2 separate regions of the Mus musculus genome follow, and region 1 is linked to region 2. The links are chromatin loops, found by intact Hi-C in ENCODE. Cell type or tissue: gastrocnemius. All regions are shown on one strand. Each heading gives the region's core, and the rest is flanking DNA. Links, peaks and the distances in the headings are about the cores only.

Region 1 (16,033 bases), core at 3,012-11,011, 50 kb after region 2:
TCTCAATTTGGGGCAGTCATTGGTTGGCCTTTTCCTCCATCTCTGCTCTATCTTTGTCCCTGTACTTAGACAAGACACATTTTGGGTCAAAGGTTTATGGGTAGGTTACTGTCCTTATTCCTCAACTGGGAGTCCTGCCTGGCTAGAGGAAGTGGCCACTTCCGGATCCACATCCCCCATTGCTAGGATCACCCAATATATCCCCTGGGGCCTCTACCGGGTCTCTTGTATGTCCTAGAAATTGCCTCCTCCCCTCTCCCCCGCCCCCCGTCCCCCCCCCCCTGGCCCCCGGCCCCCGGCCCCCGGCCAATTTGCATTCTCTCTTCCCTGCTCTCCCTACTTCTGATTTTCCCACCCCCAATTCCCTCCTTCTATCAGCATCTGATATCTATTTTGTTTCCCTTCCTGAGAAAGATTCAACCATCTTCTCTTGGGCCCTCCTTGTTATTTGTCTTCTTTGAGTCCGTTGATTATTGTGTGGTTATCCATACTTTATGGCTAATATCCACTTATAAGTGAGTATATACCATGCATGCTCTTTTGGTTCTGGTTTACCTCATTCAGGATAATATTTTCTAGCTCTATCCATTTGCCTGTGAAATTCACGATGTCCTTGTTTTTAATGACTGAATAGTATTCAATTGTGTACAATGAACCACATTTTCTTTGTCCATTCTTCAACTGAGGGATATCTGAGTTGTTTCCAGTTTCTGGATATTATGAATAAGGCTGCTATGAACAAGTTGAGCATAGTTGATCAAGTGTCCTTGTGGGATATTAGAACATCTTTTGGGTATATGGCCAGGAGTGGTATAGCTGGGTCTTAAGATAGATGTATTCCCAATTTTTTGAGAAACCACCAAATTGATTTTCAGAGTGGTTATACAAGTTTGCACTCCCATCAGCAGTAGAGTATTCTCCTTTCTCCAAAACCACGCCAGCTTGTGCTGTCCCTTGAGTTTTGATCTTAGGCATTCTCAGAGTCATTTTTACTTACATTTCCCTGGTGACTAAGGATGTTGAACATTTCTTTGGGTGCTTCTTGGCCATTCAAGATTGCTGTGTTAAGAATTCTCTGTAGCTCTGTATCCCATTTTTTAATTGGGTTATTTGGTTTGTTGGTGTCTAGCTTCTTGAGTTCTTTATGTATTTTGAATATTAGCCCCCTGTCAGAGATAAGGTTGGTGAAGATCTTTTCCCAATCTGTAGGCTATTGTTTTGTCCTATTAGTAGTGTCCTTTACCTTACAGTAGCTTTTCAGTTTCATGAGGTCCCATTTATTAATTGTTGACCTTAGTGCCTAAGCTATTGGTGTTCTGTTCAGGCAGTTGTCTTCTGTACTGACAAGTTCAAGGCTATTCCCGACTCTCTATTCTATTATATTTAGTATGTCTGGTTTTAATTTGAGGTCTTTGGTCCATTTGGACTTAAGTTTTGTGCAGGGTGATAAATGCAGATTTATTTGTATTCTTCTACATGCTGACATCCAGTTAGACCAGCACCATTTGTTGAGATGCTCTCCCTTTTCCGTTGTATGGTTTTGGCTTCCTTGTCAAAAATCAAGTGTTCATAGGTATGTGAATTTATTTCTGTGTCTTCAACTTGATTTCTATTGATCAGTCTGTTTCTATACCAATACCATGTAGTTTTTATTACTATTACTCTGGAGTACAGCTTGAAATCAAGGACGGTGATACCCCCAGAAGTTCTTTTATTGTTCACGATTGTTTTAGCTATCCTGGCTTTTTTTGTTTGTTTTTCCACATGAAGTTTAGAATTGCTCTTTTAAGCTCTGTAAAGAGTTGTGTTGCAAGCCGGGCATGGTGGCACACACCTTTAATCCCAGCACTCAGGAGGCAGAGGCAGAGGCAGGCGGATTTCTGAGTTTGAGGCCATCCTGGTCTACAGAGTGAGTTCCAGGACAGCCAGGGCTATACAGAGAAACCCTGTCTCGAAAAACCAAAAAAAAAAAAAAAAAAAAAAAAAATTGTGTTGCAATTCTGACAGGTCTAGCAGCTAGCCAGCTTGCTGGGGGGAGGGGGCATCCTCCATTTCTACCCTCCCAATTCTAGAGTTAGGTAGGCCTTCATGCTCATTCAGAATTAACAAGGATTCAAAAGATCCAAATTCCAGTCCTCACATGTAAACAACAAACCCTTTAACCACTAAGACATTTTTTTGATGCAGAATTCCTAATTTTAAAAGCCTTTTCTACCTAGATTCTTTGACATCTCCAGAGATGGAGATTTCTCCTTGTTTGACTTATTAACTTGTTAGCTTTGCTAATAGCTACATATTAACATATAATTGTTAAATTTCTAAGCAGCAATACAAGGAAGATAGGTACAAGTTTTCTTTTCCGCAAAGCTTTTTTGAGGGTAGAAAGTATTTTTGATATTGCAATTCTTATGGGGGGTGGGGCATAAGTGGGTTTCAGGAGGTTAAGACTAAGTACAGCAAGCAGGGTTACAAAATCTGCTATAGCATTAATTATTCTGACTAACAAGGAACACTTTATGAAATGTAGAGGGTGAGGTCAGTTCTTCAGGTGTAGCAGACACACGTCTCCTCCAGAGCGGGTGGGACATATGTTGTCACTGGCTTGAGTTCTGACAGTTCAGCCTTGTTGACTTAGGAATGGCTGAGAGCACAAGACTGTAGCTGAGATTATTGCCTGCAGACGACTTTGAGTGGTTCTGATGGCAGCCTGTCCACATTTCCTAAGCTTGGGGATAGGTGCAGAGAGATTTAGGGTCATAGGGAAAAAGCCTCTCTTCCCTTTAAAGTTGTTCACATTACTGCTGGGTTACAGTAGTAATGTTTTGAGTAAGTATATATACTTAGACTTATTGACAGCTATGCACAGTTACTCAAACTTGCCAATTCCTGGACTGAGAAGTTAGCTAGAGACTTTCTTAGGCAGTGTAGATCTCTGCTTTGTATCCTTAAAAGGAGACTTTTTTTCTGAGCTTTCTGGCTTTTTGAGGTTGTTTATACTTAAGTTTCTCAGTCTTTAGTTCTTTTTTCTTTTGGTTGTATATGCATTTGCCCTTAATCTCATTGAAGGCAGGGACAAAATTATATGTTGTTCCTTTGCTTACCTAGGCCAATAATAACCCTAAGGGTGTCCTGGGGAAAGTCCATTTGGGTGGTACTTCATTGTGGGTTGTCCTCTGTAGGAGGACTGACAGAACTAATTCTAAGGCCCATAAGTAGTAGCAGCATGGGGACCTCCCTGCTGATTTATAGTTTCTGGTGAGATCTTTGTCCCCATCTTTATGGTGAGGAAGTTAAGAAGCATATGAAAGTATTTTCAGACTGCAGGAATGTGGGTGGAGAGGAAAAGAGAGGACCTAGTCAGATCCCAGAATCCATTGTAGAATGGGCTGATTTCCAGCCTGGGCAGGGATCTGGTGGCCCAAAGTGGGACCCTTTAGATTTGGAGTAAAGGGAAGGAGGGGAGGAGAGAGGAGAAAAAGGAAAATGAACAGGGAGAAGGAAGACTAGAGTGGAGGGGAGAGATCAGTAGAAGAATGTAAATGAAAACCATGGCATTTCTAAACTCTCCCTTAGGCTGGAGTAGTGTTGTTTGAATGGGTTTGACTTTATACTTTATCCATAGCCTCCTCTTCTTCTGGCCACCTAGCCTTTGTCCCTAAAGGTCAAGGCTAAAGGCCATCTTTATTCCTTTTTGCTTGAAGATTAGCATCTTCAAGCCTATTCTCATTTTATTCTTCCTGTGGCTAGAATCCCACCTGCTTTCTCACCCTCCCACACTTCCCTTTATCATGCAAGATCCAGTTCAGTCACCTCTTTAGAGGATCCATCCGACCCTTACCAGTTATGGGTTTGAATGAGGAATGTTACACATAGACTTGGGTATTTGAACACTTAGTTCCTACTTGGTTAAAGGAGGTTTAAGTGGTGCAGTCTTGCTAGAGGAAGTACATTACTGCGGTGGTACATGCTATGAGAGTTCTTCCTCACCATTCTTCCAGTTTGCCTTTTCTCTGCTATGTGCTTGTGATAAACCATGTGATCTCTCAGCTTCCTACTCCTTCTGCCATGCCTGCTACTTAGTACCTTCCCTCTGGAACCATAAGCTCTTCCATGCATAACTCTTCCATGCATTGTTTATGTTCATGGTATTTATCTCAACAGTAGAAAAACAATCTATTAATTTTTAAGGAAGGAAAATAGGCTTTGTTGTATGTACATAAGTGGAATTAACAAGAGTCTTTAGTCCTGGTCCTTTTCCTTAGGGGAATGTCAGCATTTTCCCCAGGAATAGAAGTCTATTGCCTGGCTGTCTTTGATTTGAAAAAGTCATCCAGATTGTGGCCTTGGAAAACTGGAACTCTTTGTTTTGAAGATTATAATGCATTGTATTAAAATCCTAAAAAACGTGCTCCAAACTCTAATGACCATGTGATGATTAGTTACTTGGTAGGATTTAGAATCACCATGGAATTACCTGGATGTATTTATGAGGGGTTTTCTACATTGGGTTAGTTGAGGTGGGAAGACTTGACCTAAATGAGAGTAGCACCATTTTGTAAGGCTGAGGTTCCCCAAACTGAAAAAAAAAAAAAAAAAGGAGAAAGGAAACTAACTGAGCAGCATGGCTCACGGCTCTCTGCTTCTGACTAGCTGCCTGATGTGACTGTTTCTGCAACTGCCTAGATGCAGTATAAGCAGCTTCACATTCTTGCCAACAGCCACAGTGGACTCTTCCCTCAGTGTGTGAACCCAAAGAAATCGTTTCTTTATGTTGCCTTTGTTAGATATTCTGTCATGGCAACAAATGACTAGTAGAGACCCAGACTTTCCAGGGTTTTTGCTGTGAAACAGTTGGGTTTAGTATTTTCATAATCAGCATCAAGTCCATTATTTAGCAAGTTTGTGTTGACAGAAGGTAAGCAGGAAGGGATGCAGCAAGAGTAATGGCATGGAGGGCTTTCTGGGAGCCAGATACTGAGCTGGTTTGTGATGGAAGCTGTCACTTGGCAGCGTATGAGATCATCAATGGTACCAGGAACAGTACCTGCCCTGAGATTCAGGTGGGGCTGTGGTATAGCACTCTGATTACAAGAATGTAACGAGTACATGGCTAGGCTTTGGCACTACTCTGAACTATGGTAGTTCCATGTGACATCTGCTCTGGTGAAGGACTCAAGCCCTACACTGGAATACACATAAAAAGGTCTTCTGAAAAGATTGGGATAGTCAGTGTGAGACTTTTTTTGGGGGAGAGACCTGGAGGCAAACAGGAGTTAGTAGGCAGAAAAGGCAGGAAGGCATAGGGAGGTTTAACATGCCTTTTCAGTCAGGCTGGCTTGTATAAATAAATCATAGTTCAGTCATGAACATGGAGTGTTATTTTGAGCTAGATTTTCAAACTCTGTCCCCAGTGGTTGAGTCTATAATATTGGAATGGTACTATACACACCAGGTAGGGTGGTGACAGATTAAATGTTGCAGATGTCATCACTGTTACAGTATGGAACCTTAGGGTGGCAGACCACAGCCAGGTGGTGGGGACCTTGGAAGGATAGAAAGTAGTGTAACATCTGCTGTGTGTCCTTTGTCAGAGCTTGTCAGGTTGCTTTGGGGTGTAGAATGGTGCATGTGTTTGTGTGCACATATGCTTGTGGAGGCCAGACGGTTGGGTAACTCTGAGTGTCTTCTTTTATTGTTATTGACTTGTCTTTTTTGAGATGGGGTCTTTCATTGAAGCTGGAATTTCATAAATCAACTAGACTGGCTGGCCAGTGAAGTCCAGGGATTTACCTGTTTCTGTTTCCTCAGCAATGGGTTTATAGGCACATTACCACATCTGAGTTTTTGATTGGGTACTGCAATCTGAACTCAGACTCTGATTGTATACCAATGACTTTACCTCCTCAGCACTCCATTTCACTTCTGTTAAAACTAATATTCAGAAAAACAAAACAAAACCCCAGCTGGAATCAAAGATACTGGATTCCCTAAACTGGTACACCCATTACTGTGGACGGTGAATGTTTGATCACCTTCACTTTGGTAGAATATGTTCAGAAACTGAAGTTTCCAAAAAGAAAACTGATGCCTAACCATAGTCTAAAGTATTAATGAGTTTAGACCACACAGCACCAAAAGAAAAGTTTAGTGTCCTGTAGAGAGGCAGGATGCTGCTGTAGAGATAGACTCCCAGTGAGTGTCAGAAGTAAAAAAGAGGAGGAACAAACTCTCCTGTAGGGTCTGAAGGATTAAAACATGCAAAAAAACAAATACTAAGGGATTGATTCTAAGCAGGGAGGTAGGGGGGCTAGAGGAAGATAAATTTAAGTACAAGTTGTGGGAGAAGATTGAGGATGATAAAATTGGTAGTTGGTCTTCTATTTCCCTTTGAGACAGGAATCGACAGGCTCATCTAATCGACAGGTTCATCTGTGCAGCCTGCTTATGGAGAAGAGTGCAAATAGGTCCCCCTTCTCCATTCTGTCCTACCACAGCTCAGCTAGCCTATGGAGACATGTCTGACAGAAGTTTCTTATTTCTCTGATTCATGGTCCCCTGTGGATCTTGGCTAGTGTCATGGATTTCTTGGGGAGGCCAAAGGATGTGAGAGGTTCTTACTTGATTAGGGAAGGGAGAATAGTGAAAGTGCCATCTGGCCCATGTGGATTCATCATTTGAGATCTGCTCTACTGGAGTAATTGTGGAAATAGGGTGGGGACTGCTCTATTTGCTGTATTCTAGGTTTCAGAGAACTATCTTAACAGAGATATATCTCAGGTTTCTTTAGAATGGCTTTCAGTAAAGGAACCCATTAGTTCATATATTATTCTTAGCATCTTGTTAGGAAGTTCAGAGGCTTTGTGGTTCAATTAGCCCTTCTCCTTGCATTGAGAAGATTGGTTATTAGGCAATTTTTAAAAATATAGTGTTGACTTTTTATGTCCTAGATCATAATGACTTTCACTGGTAATCATTTTTAAAGTTGTATGTTTTACTTAAAGGTTATTAAAATCAGTTTATAATGTTTAATGTTAAAAAACAGGTTGGTTCCAGGTAAGTGTAGGAATAGCTAAGGTCGTTGTATAAGGAGATCTGGAGTGTGTGTGTGTGTGTGTGTGTGTGTGTGTGTGTGTGTGTGTGTGTGTGTATACAGGTGCCTGCAGAGGCCAGAGGATAAGATTCTCCTGGAACTGGAGTGACAGGCTATATTATGAGTTGTTAGGTTTGGTGCTGTGAACTAATCTCAGGTACTCTATAAGAGTAATATATGCCCTTAACTGCTCATCCATCTCATCTCTTTAGCTCCCCAAATAATTTTTCCACAGACAGTGGCCATATCAGACAAAGGTATTGTAGTCATGACTGTGAATCTGACATCTGTTTTTTCTATTGAGAATGAGTCCTGTTATAGACTAGAGAAACAAGAGTCCAAGAAGAGAATGTATGGAGCGAAGGACAGAGAACAGAGGTACCAACAGAGTTTAGACTATGGTTGACAGTGTCTGAGATGCTGAATTGTGTATCACAATACTGACTTCCTGGCATATACCAATAGAAACCCACTCCTTCCACTAGTGTGTGCCAAAATGTGTCAGAGGGCCCACAGTGTTTCCCATGATGAAACACCCCTTATAGGTAGGAGTAGTACTCTTTATCAGTATATGTCCTACCCCACTTTTGCTGAAAAACAAATCCTTAGCCACTACAGATAGGATATGGACAGAATGGCTTCATGTTAAATCTCTAGTCATTCTGGAGAGTGAATGAACCTATCTTACCCCTTTCAGAGCAAGTTTTGGTCAAGTGAGCAGAGGAGGGTGTAAAGGTCCTGAATCCACTTACCAACTTAATTTTATCTTTTATTTATTTCGTAGGTAGGTTGGTTTAGGTTGTTTGTTTGTTTGTTTGTTTGTTTTGAGACAAGGTTTCTCTGTGTAGCCCTGGCTGTCCTGGAACTCCATCTGTAGACCAGGTGAACTCAACAGAGATCTGCCTGCTTCTGCCTTCCAGGTGCTGGGACTAAAGGTATGAATTACCACTGCCCAACACCAACTTAATTTTAAAACTAGAAAAATCTAAATATTAAAGGAGGATCTGGCAGGCCTTTGCTTTGTCTCCTCCAGATTTGTTGGTTCTTGGAAACTATCCAACAGAAAGGGGTGGGACTTGGTAAATCCCCAGGCTGGGTTACCTTGACCATCTCATCCCACTACTATTCTGCCCTTTCTGGCAGACTGAGTTGTAAAAGGCAGCGTTTCAGGGAACCTTTCCTGAGCTTGCACTCTGTGGTATGAAGGAACAAGAACATGAACTGGGGTACTGGCCATCAATCCCATTTCCAAGGACACTTTCTTTCCCAAGGGGAATGATGCCTCTAATGCTAAGATAGATCTCTTTCTCTGTCAGAAACGTAAGCATGATTGTTTAACTTGCTTTGATTTTGTTCTGTGAGGAGGGACTTTTGATAAGCGGCACTGAATCGGAATGGTGAAAGTGAAAAAATTGTGTGTTGCTTTCCTAGCACCTGCTTCCAGAGAGGAGTGACTCCTCACACTGGTCATACCCCACCCCTGTACTCAAGGTCACCACACTGCACTGCGGAGTTTCATGGGCTGCTGCCCTGTTCTCATTTCCAGGGTGCACAGCATTGCTAGTCAACATTCTCCACTGTCCGGCACAGTGTGGCTTGTGTTGTGATGGATTGCAGCTGCAGGAAATTATATCTATGTCCCTTTTCTTTACTGTAGTTTCTCCCTTAATAAGCCTTGGTTGTCTTCCTCTGCCCTGCTCACTTCCATCCTTCCCTCCTTACCCAACAAACTCCATAATGCCTTCCATTCTGTCAGAGCTGCATATGTGTGTTGAGTGTGTTAGTATACACATGTTGATCATCAGAGACCATGTATAACTGTATGACATGTCCCTTCAGGGCTCTCAGTCCCCTTTTCTTTTTGTCCATGTTATGTTATTCAAAGTAGCTGTGAGTTCCAGAATGTTTTGTCCTAAGGGAGTTTGCTGTTGTGCAAGTTGAATTTGACCCTGTTTTCTGCCTTTCTTTCCTGCTGGAGCCTGGTGGTGTTTATATTGGCAAGCTAAAGGACTTCTGACTTAAAAGGAATTAACATACTGCCTCAGAACCATTGTCTGGCCCTGTCTTTCTACCCTGTGGCTAGGGAGCCAAAGAAGATTTCCCAGCCCTTGTTAATTGTTAGCCTCTCTGATCCAGCCTGGGCAGTTTTCAGGGAACTCAAGCACTGACTAGCCCAAGAACTCTGTTGAAACAGGGAAAGACTGAGGTTGGTTTGATTCATTTTAAGTAAAATCACCAGTCTTTTGATGATTCCATTAATTTCCTCCCTTCTAAACATGCTCTTGTTAGCAGTAATTGGAAATCACGACTGTTTCTCATTTCCTTTACCACACTGCTTTAATCTAGGCAGCTGGATACTGCACACTGCCTTTTCATCTGCTGCAAGTATGGTTTGAAGATGATTTTAATGACTGGCTTTGGCTGGATTTCCAAAAGCTGAGACTGTTGCTGTGATGAAGTTCATATTCACCTGGAGTCTGGGTGGGACGGGTGGGGAAGGGTCCTACCACAGAGGGCTCTCCTTGGTCTTAGGAAGTATATGAGGATGTTTCCAGACCCTCGTGGCCCAGGTAGGAATGCACAAGCTTCAGCATCAGATTGCAGCCGGCCTGTGGTAACACCTACAAACACTTTCATAGATGTAGTTCTAGTTTTTGTGCTTTTCTATTCTTGACTCTAAAGAAAAATAAATGATACAAACCACTTCAGGAGGCCAGAGAAGTAACAGATATTTGTAGCTACAGCTATGATGTAAATCAGATTTGTGTATATTATCTTATCTTATTGTTATCCTTGTAAGAAGCATGGCACAGTTCATACAGGATGAAACTGAAATTTGAACCTACATCCTCTCATTGTAAATCGAATACTTTCTAAAAAATTTATTTATTTTTATTTTAGTTATATGATTGTTTTGCCTGAGTGTGTAGATATGCCCCATATGCATTCCTGGTACCTATGGAAGCCACAGAGGATGTTGACATGTGAGTAATAGGGGCCCAGCCTTAGTTTTCTGCAAGAGCAGCAAGTGTTCTTAACCACCAAGCCCCTCAAATATTTTTATGCTGTATAATTTTGTCTATTTTGTTTTGAACACTGACCTCCCATGCCATTGTCCGATACTGTTTTTGTTGTTGTTGTTTTTTTTGGTTTTGTTTTTTGTGTGTGTGGTTTTTTTTTTTTTTTTTTTTTGGTTTTTCGAGACAGGGTTTCTCTGTGTAGCCCTGGCTGTCCTGGAACTCACTTTGTAGACCAGGCTGTCCTCAAACTCATAAATTCGCCTGCCTCTGCCTCCCAAGTGCTGGGATTAAAGACGTGCGCCACCATGCCCAGCTGTCTAGTACTGTTTTAATGACTTAAAATAGTTTGCTATTTTGAGACACAGGTTGGTCTCAAACTTGTTCCAGCCTCTTAAATGATAGGACTGAAGCAATGCACTCCTACCTCTAGCTAACTTGACTAGTAAAAGCCATTTGTGTATATACTGGGTCCTCTCATGGGAAGAAGGGTCCTACAGTCTAATTGAAGAAAGGATGAGATAGAGGAAATCTTAGTTTTTCTTGTAGTTCACACACTGAATGGCTTCTGTCTAGCAAAAGAAGAGCTGAAACTTTAACTGGGCCTGGTAGACAGGATCCAAATCAGAGGATTTTGAAGAAGGGGGGAGTTGGTTATTAGTTGAGTACTTGGCACTCTGGGGTATAGACAAGATGCTGAGATTTGTGGGGGTCCTTTTGCTCTACCTGAATAGAAATTGTGGGTAAAGAAATGTTGGTCTCTGCCAGCAAGCTGTGGTACCAGGCAGGTGGTAGTAGCAAGTGGCACTTTGTATTGTTGCAGGGCTGTGACGTTTGGACTGTTAACTCTACAAGTGTTATTTTGTGTGGTCCTAGGAAGATGGGAAACTGGTATTTGAATCCATATTATCTCACCTGTGAAAGTGTTTTGTCTGCATGTATGTATGTTCACCATGTGGATGTACATACAGTATGGCCACACAGTTCTTAGCTGTGGCTGGCATTGCAGCTTCCAGGAAGGCCATGGTATCAGGATTCCATACCACTTAGCAGCAGCCAATACTACAGCACTTCTCTAGTCTGGGAATTGGGATGCCTTAGCCCGTAACACTGACCTAGGTTAACAGTTCTTGTTCTAAGGTCTAAGACCTTTAGCCTTTTGACAGCTCTCTGAACTCTTCTGGCAACTTGAGTGTGCAGTTTCTCCCTTTTGGCTCCTTACAGCTTAATCGTTCAGCCTCATCTGTCTGTCCTCACTTGTCATCTCTCTCCTTCTGTCTCCTTTCCTCTTGCCCTGGTTCCTCTTGAACTGTTAGGCTGTTTTGTCCTCAGCTGTTAGCCGGTGGACTTGCTGTTTTCAGAGCTAGTCTACAACTGTTTCTCAGCCTGCACTACTAAAAGGAGGCAAGAAAAGACCACTTGATAAACTTATTAGCCCTGGTGCAGCAAAATTAAGAGGAGGCAGCATAGGAAAGGTATTCCAGCTGGCTCACCCTGCTTATATAGCCAAGCAAGGGATGGATATTTGGACTAATCACAACCATTGAGGCTTGTATGTCGCACTAATCAGCTGTGCCTCCTTAGCATCAGTAGTCTCTGCTAGGTCACCAGAAGTACTTCCTTTTTGGCCTAGGATATCAAGGTCATCTAGAGTTCACTAGGGCTGTGGAAACAGTCTGGTGAAACTGTTTTAAACAGCCCTTGCTGAGGCTCTGCCTTTAGGAGCCAAGCATTTAGTTGCAGTTTTCTCAAGGCTGGAGCATTGTAGATGGTGGGAGCTGGTATGAGGTAGTTGGGCTGGCTATTTGACTGACAGTTTTTTTTTTTTTAAGGAAGTCAGGGCAGAAAGAGAGTTTAACAGCTGCTAATTGGGTTGTCAAATTGCATCATCCTACCCCCACCACACAATCTTTGCTTATTTATAGGAATGCTTTTAATAAGAACTCAAAGAACTTACTGTTAATACTAACAATGACTTTAACACTTGCCTGGTGCCCCAGGGAGTGGTGGGTCCTTTCCATCTACCCCAGTGCCTCTTTTCATTTGCTGTGCTTTCAAAACCAGATTCCCATCCCTGTATAAAACCTGAAGAACAGACCAGCAACCCACATCCTTAAAAAAAAAATAATTAAAAATGTGAAACAATTCCTTAGATCCCCAGTACTCCTCACAGAAGAGGCAGTAGAAACTTTACTCCCTTGTCCCCATCATTCTGTGGCAGTTGGTGAGGGTGGACTGCACAAAAACACTAATACAAGAGCATTCTGGTGCCTTCTGTGGTTTCAGAAAGCATCATGAATCAGGGATCTGGGTTTTGACGTCATAAAGCTTGCCATCATCTAGGCCTAATTGAAGTCAGGGGAAGAATGAATGTGAGGGGAGTGGGTGAGAAAGGATGTTCACTAAGTTGACTACAGTAGCTGAGTCAGTTGCTAGCCTCACTTGAAAGGCAGGTGGTAGGCCATTAAGTTCTGGCCTGCTTCTAGTTACTCTTGCTACTCTGACTGGTAAGAGTTCCTTTACAGATCTGATCCCATTTGGGGTCTTAGCTTTCCTATGAGAGTGTTTTGAAGAAGGGCAAGGTTAGTTTCGTCATTAATGGAAACAGGTCTACCATGGGACTTGTCAGTTTAAGTGAGTTCTTAGGATTTCTGTCTGTACTTGGAGACCAAATGGAACCTTAGAGTACTGAAGATTAGAAAGTTTTCAGGGCTGGAGAGATGGTTCAGTGGTTAAGAGACTGAATGCTCTTCCGAAGGTCCTGAGTTCAAATCCCAGCACCCACATGGTGGCTCACAACCATATGAGCCGTAATGAGATCTGATACCCTCTTCTAGGGTGTCTGAAGACAGCTACAGTGTACTTACATATAATAAATCTTTAAAGGAAAAAAAAGAAGGTGATGAGAAATGATATGCCTTAGCTTGGGGACATTGCAAAATACTGCCTATAAAGAATGTTCAGGTCACCTCTGGTAGCCTGAGGCAACAGCTGAAGCAGTTGTTAATCCCTTGAAGGGGCCCAACCCTGGCCTCACCTTACCTGGACTTGGTTCTTGGAAGAACTTCACAGAGTTGTGGCAACATTGCCTGAAAATATAAGAAATTATTGGTCAAAAATATTCTAGTAGCCGGGCGTGGTGGTGCACGCCTTTAATCCCAGCACTTGGGAGGCAGAGGCAGGTGGATTTCTGAGTTCAAGGCCAGCCTGGTCTACAGAGTGAGGGACAGCTAGGGCTACACAGAGAAACCCTGTCTCGAAAAACAAAAAACAAAACAAAACACACAAAAAAAATGTAGTAGAAGGAAGAACACTTATTTATATGTAGTATCTTTGAGATCCTAGCCACTTTAAATCTGTTACCATTTCTCCAAAAATCTGTAAACATTGAATAAGCAATGTGTGTATATATATATTTTTTTTTTCTTGGAGTCTCAACGTGGGAAATGAGCTGAGAGAATTGCTTAAGTCCAGAAGTAAGAGATATGATCTCAAAAATAAAACAACAATAACAAACCAATTTGATAATACTTGGGTTGTAGGCTATTGTGTACTTAAACATATATTCTTACGCAATATAGAGTGTATGTGTGTTTAAATTTTTGTCAGATTTATTCATGTATTTTATGTATGATTGTTTTGCCTGTATGTATATATGTGTACCACATGCATTTTTGGTGTGTGGAGAGGTCAGAAGAGGGTATCAGATCTCCTAGAACTGGAGTTATGGATGTTGGGAATCAAACCTAGGTCGACAGCAAGAGCAACAAGTTTTCTTGATTGCTGAGTCATCTTTTCAGCCCTCTGTATGTGTTTTAAAGTATAATAAGCGTTTATAACTTTTTCACTTTTTTTAGATTTAGATTTACATGTATTCTGCTGCATTAATACAACAGTTGTAGCATTTGACTTATTTGTAACTACCATTAACAACTAAATTTTAATAGTAATATGTAATTGTGTTAATAAAATAAAAATATTGTCATTGGTTGATCGGTAGGCATTTTTCCTACTGTTTAAACAATGCCACAAAGAACATACTTGTACATATGTTATTAGATGTATTTATATATAGGTCTGGGCTTGGTAGTAAACACCTTTAATTCTTGCACTTGGGAGACAGAAGCAGGTGGATTTGTGTGTTTGAGGCCAGCATGGACTACATAATAAGATGTAGGCCAGCCAAAATTACATAGTAAGATCCATTTTTTTTTTTTTAAAGCTATGTATACAGGCCTTCCTAGCATATACCTCTAGCAGCAGGGCTGTTGAAGTGTGGAAAGTGTGTGACTCCAACACTGTGCGTCTTGTCAAGTACTTCTACTAAATACTTGTGCCAGTTTATGCTCCTGCTGAAAGAAAAGAAAATCCCTTTTTCTCAACAATATCTCAGCATGCTTGTTATAGTTGATAAATACTGAGTGTTGTCCACCTAATGAACAAGAAATGAAATCGTGATGTGACTTTTAAGTTTTTTATTTCCTTTATCATCTCCTAGTTTATAAATCATTTAAACATTTTTAATTTTCTATGGCTGAGGTTCTTGGAGGGGCCTGACAAGGTTGGAACTGTTTTCTTATTAACACAGATGTTATTTGCCCTTTTTGTACTCAGCATGTATGAAGCATAATTTGCAGAGGCAACATGATGTCTCTTCATGATCTCACTAGTGTTAATATCTATTTCCTGTTATTTTTAAAAGAATTTATAAATAAATAAATAAATAAATAAATAAGCTTTTTTCTCCAAATATGGTAATAGGAACAGATTCTGCTTTAGTGGCTCAGGGTCCTTCATAATTATTTTATTATTTTCTATTTAAGAGGCATTCATTCACTATGTTGTTCAGACTGGCCCCAAATTCCTAGGATCAAGTGACTTACCTAGCTACTTTAGCTTCTGTGTAGCAAGGACTACATGCACATGCCACGATATCTGGCCTACACATGCATGCATAGTACTTTTCCCCCTACTGCTAATGCCTTTAGTAATGGTAAAGGAACCTGAGAATAAAGAGTTTAAGAACCAATGCTGTTTTAACTATTATTTTACTAGTATTTTTCCCTTTGGTATATGCTTTCTTTGTACTGTTTCACACATATAACATGTATAAACACACACTAATAACCATTTTTCAATGTAGAAAGCATATTCTCTTATTCTAGTTTTATAAAAATAGCCTCTTATATTTTCTTCTAGAAGTTTTAGAGTATATTTTATGATGGGCACCTTCTATTTTTTAGGACTTTAACTACTAAAGATAATATTTAATTTTATGTTTTCCCCAAAATACCCAGGTTGAATATAACATTTTCTATAATTTCTTTATGGGTAGGGAATGGGAGGAGGGTAGGCAGAGATTCTGCCACTTTCTCCAGACTGTCTTTGTTGTTTAAGGGAGACATCTAGCATTTTGCAGATTGCTAAGTGACTCCCAGAAGTGGTACATTATCACTTTGGATCCCTGGTTTTGTAGCTTGCTGTCCAGAGACCAGAATCTACCAGTGACAGAGATTCTAGAAGCATCCACTTTCCAGAGGCAAGGGTGTTCTTATTCCTGTTGTATCTGCGAGGGTGGATAGGTAGGATACAGCCAGGCAGTTAACTGTAGTCAAGGGTACAAATGACAGCCTTCTCCAAGCAAAAACAATAGCTGATATTCAAGGACTTTTTAAAAAAATAAAATAAAATAAATTTATTTACTTATTCACTTTACAACCCAATAACAGCCCTTTCTTTCCTCCCAGTACTGTCTCATTGCAAGTCCTCCCCCCATCCCACCTTCCCCTTCCAAGAGAAAAGGAAGTCCCTCTCTGGGAATCACTCCCCTCCTTGCTCACCACCGATCTCCCTTCTCTCTCCCTTGCTCTCCTAATGTTATGAATTTTTCAGGTAAATGGATGGAACTAGAAAATATCCTGAGTGA
Region 2 (16,033 bases), core at 3,728-11,727:
AGGGCATCAGATAGTTACAGATGATTGTGAGCTACCATGTGGTCACTGGGAATTGAACTCAGGACCTCTGGGAGAGCGGTGGGTGCTCTTAACCACTGAGCCCTCTCTCCAGCCCCATGATGGATGCTTTCTATCTTGACTTTCTCTTGCTTGAAAAAATGGGTCCAACACCTTTACCTAGATTACCAGATCTGTGTTGGAAATAAAAAAAAAGTGGTTACGAGTTTTAGTGCCTCAAAAAATTAGGGGTGGGCGTGGTCCACACCAAATGGCCAGGCAGACTCAGGTGCACATTTTCTCTCTTTTTAACATTTTAATGTTATTGATTGATTGAGACAGAGTTTCTCTTTGTAGTCCCATCTGTCCTGGAACTTCCTGTATAGACCAGGCTGGCTTCAAACTAAAAAAAGATCCACCTGCCTCTTCCTCCTGGGTGCTGGGATTAGAGGTATGGGCCACCATGCCCAACCAGTGCACATATTCTAAGGCTAGGGGCAGGGTAGGGATGCACAGGGCATTGCTCTAGGGTCTGTGACTTGAACCGTGAACTCTTCAAAGCCCTATCTGACTGGTGTCTGCAGAGATTCGATACCATGTCTGATTCTCACAGGTTCCCATCCAGCTTAGCACTCCCACCCCCATACCCAAAGCTTCCTCCTTTGGTTGGGATCTTGTCCTTCAGCTCAGGCTGGTGGAGCCACACGGCCCACCCATAGGCACTTCTGCTTTCTTTAGCTACTGAATACATCCGATTCCCTTGGCCTCGAGTAGGTTTCTTTTCTTGGACTGTGAAGGCTACCCTAGGCATTTTGAGATGAAACATGAAACAGAACCTAAGGCCTGTGCGAATGAAATGAGCCAGTTATCTGCCCCTTTCCTTAGCTTCCTAGGTCATGACTCTTCATTTTATGGGAATGCTGCATGGATATAGAGAGCTGCTGTGTAAAGAAGCCTTTTGAGGGAGATGAGCAGATACACAAGGACCATCCTTTGCTAGGGGTACCAGAGGCTACATGCTTTTTTTTTTTTTTTTTTTTTTTTTTAAAGAACAACCTTTGGAACAGAGAAACAAGAACAAATTCTGGTTTTGCAACATACCTACATACCTGCTACGTGGTTTTTGTTAGGTTGAAACCTCTCCGTGATGTTGATGACATTGACTTGGAAGATTGTTACCGGAATTAGAAGTCACAGGGATAAACTTCCTACCAAGTAAGTACCTGGCACATAGTAGGTGCCCTATAAATAGTGGCTATCATTACAGCTGTTAGATGTCAGAACCATAGCAACAATGATGCTACACACTTATTCTGAGCCCCACTTCCCCCTCTCCCAAAGAGCTAAGCTTCGCTGTGGCTGCCTGCAAGGTGTTAAGGCCCACACACTCATGGCTGGGTTCTCAGGAAAGAAAGAAATACCTGGCCTCTGGGCTTTTTTCTGAGGAACTGAACAATTCACCTGCTTTGCTCAAGAGTGCCCTAACTACAGGGCTGGGAGTACCACCTGACAGGAATCCCCTTCACCACTGACAACAGCAATGGTTGACTTTTCCACCTCTCTCTGGGGTTAGCCCAGCCTCTCTGGCAGAGATAATAGGTTGCCTAGATAGTGGAGGATTACAATTTGCTTTGGAGACCACGGGTGTAGCTCAGAGGTAGTCAGCATGTCTTAGCATGCTTATGAGCCCTGGCTTCCATCCTTACCGAAGTGTCTTTTGGGGGGTCCAAAAAAATGCTCTAAAATTGACTGTTGGTAGTGGTTATACTATACTGTAAATATATTTTAAGAAGATCTAATTGTATATGTTAAATGGACATTTAAGTTGTGAATGGGCTGATGAGTTGTCTAGCAAAATAAAGTTGCTACATTAAAATATATTTTAAGATTTTAAAATGGATATTTATATATCTGTTTATTTAGTGTGTGTGTGTGTGTGTGTGTGTGTGTGTGTGTATCTCTACCACCATACACAGGTGGAAGTCAGAGAAAATTTTGAGAAAGTGTTTTCTTCTTCCTCCATATGTGTCCAGAAGACCAAACTCAGGTCATCAGGCTTGATAGCCAGTACCTTTCCTGGACGATCTGTAAAACTGACAGGATAGGATAACATATTAGTCCTATCTCTCAGGAAGTAGTTGTGAAGATTTTCAGTTCAAGGCTAGCCTGGACTACATAGACTCTGCTTCAAACCAAAACCAAAACCAATGCAGGAGACCAAGGATATGGCTCAGAGGTGAATTGCTTGCCAGCATGCAGAAAGACCTGGGTTTGGAGTCAGGCAGTAGTGGAGCAGACTCTGGGGGGAGGGGTGGAGACAGACAGGTCAGACAGATATGTGTGTGTGTGTGTTCAAGGCCACCCTGGTCTACAGAGTGAGTTCCAGGACAGCCAGGCTACACAGAGAAACTCTATCTTAGGGGGAGAAAGAAAACAACAACAACAACAACCCCCCCCCCCCGAAAAGCCTAGGTTTGATTTCCTAGAGCTATAAAAAAATAAAAAGGCTCTTTTTAAAATAAATGTTTCTCATGCATTTACGACTCTTGTAAACCCAAATTATTCTTAATTATTCCTTTGCAATTATATATATATATGTATGTATATATATACATACATATATATATATATATATATATTATACTTTGATCATGTTTCCCAGCTCCATCATCCTCTTATCCCCAGCCACCAAACCCTTTCTTCTTATCATCAAGTCTCTCTCCTACTTTCATGACTATCTTGGGGGTCCTATTTCATTTAACCGGGGTTGCTTGTGTGAGCGGGTGGGGACATAAGATCATTCTTAACCTCCATCTTGGGATATCCACAAAAACCCAAACCCAAACCAAACCACAACAAGCACTTACTCTAAGCCAGGGAGAACCATCCTCATTTGGCAGGAGAGCAGAGCAAGGCAGGATATAAGATCTATAGGGAGTATTGGAAGTATGCTAGGAGGGGTAAGAGGGAAGGAAAAGGTTGGAGAGCCCGTACTGGCCAGAGAGAAGAGGGCTAGACCTGATCCCCATCCTGGCAATATAAAAGCAAAGGGAAAAAAGTGAGGACGTAAAGATAAAGCAGAGCCTTCCAGAGGGACGCGAGAGGCACAGCCAGTGAGGAAGGGTGGATGGGAAAGGACACTCCAGGTAGGGGAGCAGATGGTGAGGTCTCAGAGGTGTGGCAGGTGGTAGCTTGTTAGAGATGTGCCAGCAGGGTGGGGAGGCTTAGGTGTCGGTTTTTCAGCGGGGTGATGTGATTGGATTCCTGCCAGACTGCTGGAGAGCCCCGGACACAGTCCGGGCTGGAGGACTTTGTTCCCAGTTGCTGAACTCTGGTAGGTGGTGAGTAATGATATGGGTTGACATCGTGAGATGCGGCAAGTGTTCCATGAAGTTCCCTGTTAGTGGCCAAACTGCCACGCACGGCTGGAGACTCAGCTGTCCTTTCAGAAGACATGATCTGTCTGTATACCCACTTTCTTCCTTTGCTTTCTTTTTTTTCACCCATCCTTCTGTTTGGTGGGGCTCGGGCTCTTCTTTACCCTTTCCCTGTTTCTTTTCTCTTGTCTCTTGGGTCTTCCTGCCAGGACCACAAGTTTTAGTAAGCTATGCTACGGTCCTGCAGTATTTCTCATCTTTTCTTTTGCTGAGACAGGATCTTGCTTTGTAGCTGAAGCTAGCCTTGTATTTGGAATCCTCCTGCCTCAACCTCTTTCCCTAATGCCGGAATTACAGGCTGTCCAGATCCTGCCAGGCTGATGTTTTTCAACCCCCTTAATGGTCTGGGCAGGTGCAGCTCCCTCAGACTGGGTAAGTAGGCAGGATGCCAGGTGTCTATTTTTCAGAGGAAGAAAGGAAAAAGAAGGGAATACATCAGGGGTTTCTCCTAGGCCCACAGGGAGAGGGGGGAGCTTTCTAAAGTGGTCCTCTGCCTGTGATTTGGGACCCTGAAAGGGGTTGAACCGGACCCTTTCTTTCACAGGGGGCACCTAAGACATCAAAAAATACAGATGTTTACATTACGATTCATAATACTACCACAATTATAGTTATGAAGTAGCAACAAAAAATAGTTTTATGGTTGGGAGTTTTGTCATAACATGAGGAACTGTATTAAGGGGATCACAGCATTAAGGCTGAGAGAACCACTGCTCTAAGGGATGGGTGTGTTGTTGTGGCAGTAATTCACAGCACCTTTATTGGAAGCTTTCTAGGTGAAAGGCCCTGAGGTGTAACTTTGTTCAAAGGGTATCTGGCAGAAAAGGAAGAAGAAGAAGAAGAAGAAAAAGAAGAAGAGGAGGAGGAGGAGGAGGAGGAGGAAGAGGGGAACTGAGAAGAAGAAGAAGAAGAAGAAGAAGAAGAAGAAGAAGAAGAAGAAGAAGAAGAAGAAAGAAGAGGAGGAAGAGGAAGAAGAGGAGGAGGAGGAGGAAGAGGAGAACTGAGAAGAAGAAGAAGAAGAAGAAGAAGAAGAAGAAGAAAAAGAAGAAGAAGAAGAAAGAAGAGGAGGAAGAGGAAGAAGAAGAAGAGGAGGAGGAGGAGGAGAACTGAGAAGAAGAAGAAGAAGAAGAAGAAGAAGAAAGAAGAGGAGGAAGAGGAAGAAGAAGAAGAGGAGGAGGAGGAGGAGAACTGAGAAGAAGAAGAAGAAGAAGAAGAAGAAGAAGAAGAAAGAAGAGGAGGAAGAGGAAGAAGAAGAGGAGGAGGAGGAGAACTGAGAAGAAGAAGAAGAAAGAAGAGGAAGAGGAAGAAGAAGAAGAGGAGGAGGAGGAGAACGAAGAAGAAGAAGAAGAAGAAGAAGAAGAAGAAGAAGAAGAAGAAAAAGAAGAAGAAGAAGAAACAAAAAACTCCAGTAGATCCTAGGTAGGGCACTTGCACAGATAAAAGAAAAGGCTGGGCATGGTGGGGCACACCTTTAATCCCAGCACTTGGGAGGCAGAGGCAGTCGGATCTCTGAGTTCGAGGTCAGCCTGGTCTACAGAGTGAGTTCCAGGACAACCAAGGCTACACAGAGAAACCCTGTCTCGAAATAAATAAATAAATAAATAAATAAATAAATAAATAGAAATAAAAAGAAAGAAAGAAAAAAAAAAGAAAAGGCTAACAGGCCTTCTTAATTTATGAGTCACTGATTTTCAAGGAGTGCTTCAACATTTATTGAGCACCTCTAAGACAGGCCAAGTACCTAGTACCAAGTACCTAGGCACAAAGAGATAGTTCCTACTGTCATATGGCCACCCCTCTGTAGTGAGAGTCACTGTTAAATGGATGCAGCTGACCAGTGCTCAATTTGCTCACCTAAGACGCGCTTGAAAGCAATTCAAGGAGGCTCAGAAGCAGAGCAAAAAGCTAGGGGCCAAGCCTGCAGCTCTAGGTTCCCCAGGCCTCGCTGGAATGTCAGTTTCCTCCATTTAAGATCTGCCAGGTGTTTTTGAGTGCGCAGAAATAGCACTCAGGGACACCCATTAAAAAGATTCCTGAAGCCCACCCCAGCGTTATAGAATCAGAATGGCCTGATCTACATTTCCACCCCCACCTAACCCCCTCGGGACACTTTTGAGATAGTTAAGTTACACACCCTAACCTAGAGTACAGCTTAATAGGGAGATAATAACCTGCTTTGAAGATAGGTCAGGCAAGCGATTCAAGACCTAAATGGGCGACGTGTGTAGAAGAGGCTCTTAAACAACAGTATACTTCCTTGCAAATGACAGTAATTAAAACATCCAAATAATAACCAAACAATAACAGTAAAAGAACCGGAGGGCCCTCTAGGAAGGTGGCTTAACTAGAGTATTACAGCCAGAGCAGTTCGAGTGACTGTCTCTTTAAGGTTCCCTCCCCCCGCCGCCAGGGGCGTGTCAGACAAGGTCAGAGGCGCGTGCGCGTGACTCCTCGGGGCGGTCGCAGCGGCGCGACGCCTGCGCTTGTTGCGTGCGTGCCTGACCCCGCCCAGGCCTCGTCCCTGCCCTGCCCCCTCTGCGGGGCCTCCCCCGCCCGCGTCGTACAGCTGGGCCAGTGACGCTGGCGCAGCCGTCGCCACCGCCGCCGCGTTCCATCCTCAGGAGCCGGCCACCGCTCGCGTCCTCGTCCTCGTCCTCCTCCTTCGTCAGCGCCCGGCCGCGTGAGCCAGACCAGGGCACGCGAGGCGTCGCGGGGGACCCGACAGGGAGTGCAGGCAGGCGGGCGCGCTCAGCGGCGGAGCGGGTTCGGCGACGCGGGAGCTGCTAGCGCCCCCTTTCCCGGAGGTCTCGGCGCCGCTCCCGGGTGAGTTGTCACCGCCGCCCGGGCTGGAGGGGCCGGCTTTGTGTCAGCGGCGCGCGGGGCCGGTTGTCAGGGCACTGGCGGGCAAGCACTTCCTCAGGGACGCGGGCCTTCTGCGCGGCCGCCTGCTACCGCGCCGGCCGGTGTCAGCACTGCGAGCCGCGCGGGAGTAGCCGGGTCGGGCCGCTCCGAGGGCGGCGGCGTGGTTGTGCCGGTGCCCGAGAGCGGAGAGCAGATCGGGCTCGGTGGAGCGCGCTGCAAGGCGGAGGCCCTCCAGTCCAGCGAAGCCGCGGTTCCGCACGGCGGGACCGGCTTGGCCGAGGTGGGTTTCCTGAGGAAACCTTGCAGCCGCTCGCCTGTGCGCGGGAGCGTTCTGGAGCCCCAGCGCCTGGTCGCCTCTTCAGTCGCAAAAACTTTTCTTATTATGTGGGCTGAAACTTGCCGAACCCATTTCCTGTTTTGTTTCGGTTTTACTGTAACTACATATAGACTTTCTTACTTGTGAGACTGATGGTCCCTCCCGGGACAGCCACCATGGTGGAAAAACTTACCTGTAACGGAATTGGGAGGGCAGCAAGGCCGGGGATCCCAAAGAGGCATTAAGTTCATTGGGAACTTTACATTAGTTCAGCAGAGGCCCAATGTTGTTGCCACACACTTCTTTGGTGACAAGGTAGTGTGCTGCCCTTTGTTGCTCTTGTTGGTTGGGGTTCGAAGAGAGGTGCGGGGACATTATCCTTTTCAGTTAAGCCATGGGTATTTAGTCCTTTCTAGATCTGCAAGATCCGCAGTGACTTTCCACTTTTCACTGGTCAATCGGTTTTTGGTGTTAGAATCCCTTTGGTTAATAATAATAATAATAAAATCACACATACACACACACACACACACACACACACACACACACACACACTTTTGTGCTCTGGGAATTCTACACCCAGGCTGTCACCATCTAGTGGAGACTAGTAGAGACATGCCCTTGGCTTTGACTTCTTAGTTTTCTGAGCTTTGCATTTTTCATTAGATGCACATTCAAGTAGAAATGAGAACTGTCTTGAGTTGGGGGTGGGAGTGGATTCCTGTATTTCAATAAAGGAATCACTTCATAAGGTGGTGATACTGTGGAAAACTTGTTGAGGGTTTATTGTGTCCCAAGCTAAATTCATTTAGCGTGTGTGAGTTTGAGTGTGTGAACTTGTGCTGGTGTGGAGGTCAAAGAACAAACTGCAGGAGCCAGTTTTCTACCTCCCAGCAATTGAACTCTGGTGATCACGTCTGGTGCTTCTCCACTCTGAGCTATCACACTGGCCCAAGTTTCACTTTTGATCTCATGTAATAATATTTGAGGTAGGGCCGATATTATCCTTATTTTTTCAGTTGAGATGAAAGTTACACATGTTAAATAATGTAAGCCACAAATGTAAGTTCTGGAGTGTCTAGATTCTTCTCAAAACACCACTGTTTGAGGCTCTTTCTCTGATGATAAGCATCCCTAACTTGCTCCTGGAAGCCCAGTAATGGTAGGTTGCACAATACTAGTTCACTTTTTTTTTTAAATTTCATATCATACACAGCATATGCCAGTCGTTACCTGGTTTTATAGATACTGGGATGATTAAAACTGAAACCAGACAGATTTTCATGGTGCTCAACTTTTAATTTAGTTTATTTTGATTTATGGTGTTAGTTTTCATTACTGTTTGCTGCTTTTTGTTTGTTTTTTGTTTTTTCGAAACAGGGTTTCTCTGTATAGCCCTGGCTGTCCTGGAACTCACTTTGTAGACCAGGCTGGCCTCAAACTCAGAAATCCGCCTACCTCTGCCTCCCGAGTGCTGAGATTAAAGGTGTGAGCCACCATGCCTGGCTCACTGTTTGCTGCTTAAGGAACTTTGTACCCATTAAGTTTAAAAGGAAGAACAGTTATCAGTTCGAGACTGACCCTGTAGATGGGATTCCTGTCTACAGAGGGACTCTGGATATTGTAGTAGGAATGAGAGAGGAAAAAAATCCTCACCTTCTGCTATAGAAAAGGCTCAGGGTATGCAGTCCTGAGAGCAAGCCCACCAGGTGTCAGTTTGACTTGTTGAGTCCAGCTTCTCCAGAGCCAGCATTCAAGCTCACTGAAAAGAGAAAGCCAGGTAAAAAGGTCCTGCAGCCTGGTAGGTGGCAAGACCTCAGCACTCTGTGGTTTCCTGCCCGGTCTCCATGGTGTGGCGATTGAACTGGAGCACTTATGTAATGATGCATCTTCTGACAGGGGATTTCCTCCTCTACTGTGTCTGGGGCCTCGGTTCCTGCTTCACTGCTTCCTACACACACACACACACACACACACACACACACACACACACACACGAGAACACGTGCCCTCCAAAGGTACTAATTCACTTGGCTTCTAAAAGTAAGACTTTTTACAAGTTTATTATTACTAGTAAGCATTATTTTACACACATTATGTTTGTCCATTTCTCACATTAAAACTTGCTTTTGGTTGTGCATGTCTGTAATCAGTATTGGGGAGACCTGAGGTAGGGTCATGACTTCCAGCCAGCCTGGGTACACATACAGTGAAACCCTGTGCCAAAATCAGATGACAAAAAAACCAAAAACAAAGAAACCAAAAAACCCCCAACAACCAAAAGACACCCTTGACCACCAAAACATCCTTTACTCTCATATTTCTCCTGTGCTTTTTTTCTGTATTTTTAGCTCTCTTGACACCTGCTCACTACTGGTATCCTCTGTAGGCTTAGAGAAACAATAAAGTATCTTAAAATTTCAGTTAGGGAGCTGTGGAGATGGCTTAGTGATTGAGTGCTTGCTGTTCAATGTCCAAATTCCGAGGACTGGAATTTGTTTTTTAGCACCCAGCCAGTTCACAGCCATTCATAACTTCACAGTTTTAGGGTACTTGATGCCCTTTTCTGGGCTGAATGCACACAGACACCTGTGCATAATCATTAAAATCTTAAAATATTTGTTGAGACTGGGCATGGTGGCAGATGCCTTTATTCCAGCATTGGGAGGCAGAGGCAGAGTTCAAGGCCAGTTTGAACATAGTGAGTTCTAGGACAGCCAGTACTAAAAAGTGAGACCTTGTGTAAAAACCAAGAGAAAAGTTAAAGATTCACCGGGGAACATGATTTTCCTCATTTCAGTACCAACCAGGTGATTTGGGAGAATAAAGTAGAACCTCTGCTGGCAGTGAAGGAAAGCCAAAGAACACGGTGGGTGCTTGCTTGTGTTTTACCTTGCTTTCCCCTTTACCAAGTGATAGTTCATGAGAGGAAGTGGTGGTCCAGATAGCCCACTGTCTGCCACACATAAAACATTTTACTGAGCTCTTGGATTGGCATGTGATCTAGTTGGAGCTGATGAACAAAATTCATTTTCCTTCCTCTATCTGCCTTGAACTCATGGGATTCCTGCTGGGAACATTCTCTCAAGTAGTAGGAGAATGGAGGAAAAAAGTGATAAAGGAAACACACACACACACTTTAAAAGCAAGAATTGCTGTGTTGCAGAGTTGAATGTGAAGATTATGATATTTGGGTTAAGGGCAAACATTGAAACAAAATATGTGACAAGAAATTCTTTTGGTTTCTTTGAAGATTCTATCTATGCCGAGATCACTCTCAGTCTCAGTCCATTTTCTGTTATTGTAACAAAAAAACCTGAGATGTGGTAAATCATTAAGAAGGGAAGCTTAGCTGGGCGGTGGCGCATGCCTTTAATCCCAGCACTTGGGAGGCAGAGGCAGGCAGATTTCTGAGTTCGAGGCCAGCCTGGTCTACAGCAGATTGAGTTCCAGGACAGCCAAGGCTACACAGAGGAAAACCTGTCTCGAAAAAAAAAAAAAAGAAGGGAAGCTTATTTGGCTCACAGCAAGTTGAAGAGCTTGGCACCAGTGTCTTACATCATAACATGGCACAGGGTATCACATGGTAAAATCTTGGCAACTGCTAATGTATCCATCCACCTTCTAGTCCTACCTCCAAATAGAATATGAATACATGAATTTGAGGATTTTCTAATACCTGGACTTTTAGGACAGGTTCAAACCATGGAGTGAAGAGGAAGGAGGACCTTAAATTCAAGGTTTGCTTGTGCTACTTAGTGAGTCCTTGTTTCCAAAACAAACAAAAAGCCAATCAAAGCCAGAATATCTACATATGTAATAACATTGAGTCTTCACCTAGTTGAATGGTTTTTAGAAAATTCATGCTCATAGGTATATGAGCACATTGTAGGATGCTTAAAAAAGTTAAAGCAGTGACAAATACTGTGGTTTATGTGGGAGGCGGTAGCTTGCTGATGGGAAGGAAGAATGCAGATTAGGATCTTGAGACCCAGGAAGCAGTCAGGCAAAACTTGAGGTGGCAGACCTTGGATATGAAAATCTATTTTCTACATCATGGCTAAGATTCAAGTAAGTAGAAATTGTTTCTTTGGTTGATGTATGCTCTGGAGTGTTACCCTGTAAAAAGTCTTTTATGTGAGAAAGGAGTCTGGCAGGCACCTGTCATCTTCCAGCCTCGTATCTGTGCTTGTCTGCCCCCTTTAATCTTGGGGGTGGGAGCTGGAAACCAGCTGGAAACCTTTGCTCTTTTGTCTTCTGGTTCTCAGCTGAGTCTAGAGGTCTCCAGAATCTGATAGATCTGGAAGTAGTGTTGAGCTGGGTTGCTGTTGCTCTGAAAGGCTAGCTGCTACTCCCAAGGTGGAGGGACAGTTGAGTCTGTGAAGGTACTGGGTTTAAGAGTAGCAGGGAGTACAGCAGTTGCAGTGAGAACTGAGTGGGGTTTCAGACTCTTGTGTTATCTATGATGTGTCTCCCTTGCCAAAAATTCATGAAGTACTTCCAAAACAGGATCTTAGTGAAGCATTCTCAAGCAGAAACAGATACACTTGCTTGTTAATGTGACCAGTGTTGAGAGAGCTCTAAAATTACCTGGTAGCTGTGTGCCCTGATACACCCCCTCCAGAGTAGCAGTTGGTACAAGTGTTTTGTTTTTACTTTTTGTGACTTGGGAAATTAGCCTGGGATTCTTCATGACAGCAGCAGAGTCAGTGCTTGTGCAGACGGACAGTTCTTTATTACTTGGCTCTTTTATGTTGAAAAGAAAATAGTTGAGGATTCTTTTTTCCTCTAGTTGGAGAGTAGGAGCAAAACCTCAAGAGAAGAGATTTGAATAGGGACTCTTCCAAACTTCCTTTTCCTACCAACTTTTCTCCAGGAGGGACATGTATCTCATCTGCCCAAATCCAAATTACCACCAGCAGTGACATGCCTGTGTATCCACAGAAGTTTAAGATTAGAGTGGAGTTATCTTTTTTTTTGTTTTTGTTTTTCGAGACAGGTTTTCCTCTGTGTAGCCCTGGCTGTCCTGGAACTCACTCTGCTGTAGACCAGGCTGGCCTCAAACTCAGAAATTCGCCTGCCTCTGCCTCCCAAGTGCTGGGATTAAAGGCGTGCACCACCACTGCCTGGCAGAGTTTCCTCTAGACTTTGCTGAAGTTCTCTTTGGCTGAGCTAGGTTTTGACTTTTGATTAGGCTATGAATGAGAGTGCCTTCTGGGCATTCCGTTAGTCCAGTTCTTCTCTGGGCTGCTCTCTGAAGATCTCTGAGAACTTAGTGGATGGAATTCTGAAAAAGGGAACCAAGAAAGTGGGTTGCTTATTTTCATCTTAAATTGTAATTGTCTCTGCAGACTGCTTGAGGGAAGATTGAGGGGTATTTTTTCTTTAATTGCCATTAAAGTGAGAGAAGATTGCAGACAGATTAGAATATACAAGTCAAAATAAAATAATTATTGTGGGGCTGGTGAGATGGCTCAGTGGGTAAGAGCACTGACTGCTTTTCTGAAGGTCCTGAGTTCAAATTCCAGCAACCACATGGTGGTTCACAACCACCCATAATGAGATCTGATGCCCTCTTCTGGTGCGTCTGGAGCAAGTAGGGCAACCAGAGTAAGCAGAGGTCCTAAAAATTCAATCCCCAACAACCACATGAAGGCTCACAACCATGCGTTCAGTTACAGTGTACCCATATACATTCAATAAATAAATAAATAAATAAATAAATAAATATTGTGTAACCTAACTTATCTTTTCTGTGTATTCTGTATATTCTGTTTCTTCCGTCTTTTCTGGTATACCCTAAACATCTTGTTTTGAATTTTGTTTTTTTTTTCCCAGCATTATTCCATAAGCATTTTCCTATGACTCATCCTTAATAGATCAAATGGCTTCATATGGTAATATATATATATATATGTATATACACACACACACACACACACACACACACACACACACACACACATATATATATATAAGTTTACTCAGGGAGATTTTTTTTGGCATTTAGCATTTTACTTTGTCAATAATGCCTTTTTAAAGAAATAGTTTTGTTGGCTTATAATTTGTATATCATAAAAATTCACCTATGTGGTTTCTTTTACTTAGCATGCTTTTGAGGTTTGAGCATGTATCTGTGCTTTATTCTGTTTATTACTGAATAATATTTCTTTGTATAGATGTACCATTTTTAAATTTTTTCTTATTTTTTGAGACAAGGGCCCACTATGTAGCTCAGGCTGTCCTGGAAATCAGTATATAGACCAGGCTGGCCTTGAATTCACAGAGCTCTATCTGCCTCTGCTTCCTGAGTGCTGGGATTAAAGGTGTATGCCACCATACCCAGTCTATACATTAATTGATAGATATTTGCATAAACAATGCAGCTGTTTTTAGTATATTTGCGGGGTTGAATAAGATCACACCAATCCAATTTTAGACTATTCTCACCTACTTTGTTTGTATGCTTACCTACTCAGACATTTCGTGGTATTGTAATTGTGATATGTATATGTAGTCTTTAGTAACTGGCTTCTTTCACTTCCAGTTACTTTTTTTTTTCTTTTTAATGTGTGTGGGTGTTTTTGCCTGTGTACTGTGTTCATACAGTACTCCCAGAGGCCAGAAGATGGTGTTATATCTCCTGGGGCTGGAGTTACAATCAATTGTGGGCTACCTTGTGGGTGATGGGAATAGAACTAGAGTCCTCTGGAAGAACAACTGATGTTCTTAACTGCTGAGCTGTCTCTCCAGCCCCATTTACTATTGTTAAGATTTATTGCTTTTGGAGCATTTGCTGGCTTCAGTCCCAGTTTATTTATTTCCTTTATACCTTACTTATCAGCTGATAGATATTTGCATTGCTTTCCTTTTGGGTTTTGAACAATGTTGCCAAGAACATTGTTTGTTTCTTTGTTTTTGTTTTGTTTGTTTTAAATACAGTCATGTATTCTAGTCTGGCTTTGAGGTGGTCCTGCTTCAACCTCCCAAGTGCTGGGATTATAGCCATGTGACACCACAGTCAACTAAAAACATTTTTGTGTAAGTTTTTGTGTGGATGTGTGTTTTCATTTCTTGGGGCTTTTCATTATTAAATGTGATCTGTAGTTCTCAGAAGTTTTTCCTTTCCTTGTAAAAATTGTCCTGCAGTTCTGTGTACCTGCTGGGGAGAAAAACCTCAAGATAGGGGAAGATGGCTATGAGAGAATGTACAAATCTGAGGAACTGAGCTCTTTAGAGCAGCTTTCACTGCCCTCAGACAGGTGGACTGGCTACAGCTGAGTTCAGGCTAGACACCAGAAGGAGCAGATGGTGCTGCTGAGAGTGTCATTTCCTCTATGGGATTTAATCTGAGCATTTACATCAAACCAGCCACCTTACTGGAATAATGTAATGGCTTCTCTCTCCTTTCACCCTTGTCCTAATTGGAACTAGCCTTCATTATCAACAGCAGGTTTTGCTCTTCTTGTTTCTAGATCATTATAAAAAGCTCTTGAAACTGCACACTTACAGGTCACCTTGTTGTTTTATCAGAGTGTCAAGACAGTTTCTTTCTAGAGAAACAGAGGGAAGACAAAATGGGGTACTTCAGTTAGCCATCTCTTGGTTCCTGTATCTGGAACCAAGCCAAAGTGAGTCCTGGAAAGTTCTTTAGATGTGTGTGTATAAATATTTATGACTATAGCTATCTATAACTTACCTGGTAGAGTTCATTGACTAAAATGTTGGGATTTGAAGTAGGTCCTATTGTTAATACAAATTCTATTTCCAAATTCTAGAGTTTCAAGAGGCCCAATGAGGAGTCAAATTATTTTTAATTTGATTTTTTTTTTTTGAGACAAAGTATTTATTTCTAGCTGTCGGGAACTCACTATGTAAATTAGGCTGGCCTAGAATTCTCAGAGATTCACTTGTCTATTTTTTTAAAGATTTATTTATTTATTTTATGTATATGAGTGCTCTATTTTCATGAACATCAACAGTGGGAATCAGATTCTGTTATAGATGGTTGTGAGCCATTATGTGGTTGCTGGGAATTGAGGTTAGGAACCTCTGGAAGAGCAACCAAAGCACTTAAATCTCTGAGCCATCTCTTCAGCCCCCGCCTATCTTTCTTTTTCTCTCTCTCTCCTTCCTTCCTTCCTTCCTTCCTTCCTTCCTTCCTTCCTTCCCTCCCTCCCTCCCTCCCTCCCTCCCTCCCTCCCTCCCTCCCTCCCTCCCTCCCTCCTTCCTTCCTTCCTTCCTTCCTTCCTTCCTTCTTGTTTGGTTTGTTGTTGTTCCAAACAGGGTTTCTCTGTGTAACAGCTCTGGCTGTCCTGGAATTGGCTTTGTAGACCAGGTTGGTCTTGAACTCACAGAAATGCCCCTGCATGGGCCTCCCGAGTGCTGGGATTAAAGATGTGCATCACCATGCCTGGCCTCCCACCTGCCTTTTTAATCTACCTGCACTGTTGGGATTAAAGGTGTGTGCCACCACACCGGCATACAATTTTTGTCTGTAGATAGGTTTCTGGATTCCATCTGATTCTTGTGCAACAAACAAGTATATGAAGAGAAACTGTAGGTTCATTAAAGTTGAAAGACTTGGACTTTGAATTCTGAGATCCTCTTTACCTCTTATAGAAAAGAGAAATGAGAACTGGAGGCTTAAGGATCAGTAAAGAAGCCAAGTTCCCACCTCAGTAAGATCACCTTGTCTCTTTGTTCTTGCTCTCCTTGGGCCCCTGTTTACAAAGTATATTGGGTTCTCAGCCAGGTTTCTGATTCATTATTTTGTTTTGTCCTGAATAAACTTATGTTTTTCCATGGTATGTTGTTGTTTTGAGACAGGATATGCTTATGGTACTAGGGATAAAACCCAGGGCTTCATGAATGCCGACAAACATTCTATCATCTGAACTACCCTAGCATCTGCAGTAGTGAGCAACAAAGGGGGATGTGTCTTTACAGTGTTTGAAGGAATACTTTAAAAAAGAGAACATTTTTATCTGTGTGAGGAATACTTTAAAAAAGACAATTTTTATTTATTTATTTGTGCATGCTTGCGTGCATGAGTGCGTGTGCACACATGTAGCGTGCTTACTTGAGTGCAGGCACCCATAGAGGCCAGAAAGGGATGTTGGAATCTCTGGCCCTGGATTACAGGTGGTTGTGAGCCATCCAATGTGGTTGCTGGGGATCATTCTCTGGTGCTCTGCAAGAGCAGTACACACTCTTAACTCCTGAGTCATCTCTCCAGCCCTAGGGAATACTTTTCTTAAAATGGGTAGAGTTGCATGACAACTAGGCTTCTTAACTTTTTTCCCCCTCTGTGCTGTGCCTTCTTCCTTCCTTCCTTCCTTCCTTCCTTCCTTTCTTTCTTTCTTTCTTTCTTTCTTTCTTTCTTTCTTTCTTTCTTTTTTCTTTTTTCTTTTTTTTTTTC

The links. Hi-C counts contacts between places; a loop is a spot of excess contacts. Peaks named below come from ENCODE experiments on the same cell type or tissue, not always from the same donor. Only the 100,000 strongest peaks of a DNase experiment are listed, where the experiment ranks them.
Region 1: it touches region 2 in a loop (2.6-fold over the local background); 6 of 42 quality-filtered maps call a loop at or near these places.

What each region holds. Positions count from the first base shown.
Region 1 is chr12:80,835,215-80,851,247 of GRCm38, forward strand. All of the region lies in intron 2 of Susd6 (sushi domain containing 6), which reads left to right. Among named protein-coding and RNA genes, the nearest start is that of Susd6, 53 kb to the left of the region's middle. In gastrocnemius, for the core only: no CTCF peak of the experiment used is centred there; no DNase peak of the experiment used is centred there; H3K4me3 peaks cover 644 bases; H3K27ac peaks cover 3,020 bases.
Region 2 is chr12:80,784,559-80,800,591 of GRCm38, forward strand. It overlaps Susd6 (sushi domain containing 6), which reads left to right and starts at 5,974. Exons shown (of 6, transcript NM_178682.4): 1 at 5,974-6,257. In gastrocnemius, for the core only: CTCF peaks have their summits at 6,233 and 7,229 (motif pointing left); DNase peaks (open chromatin) are centred at 5,519, 5,920 and 7,156; H3K4me3 peaks cover 5,036 bases; H3K27ac peaks cover 6,681 bases.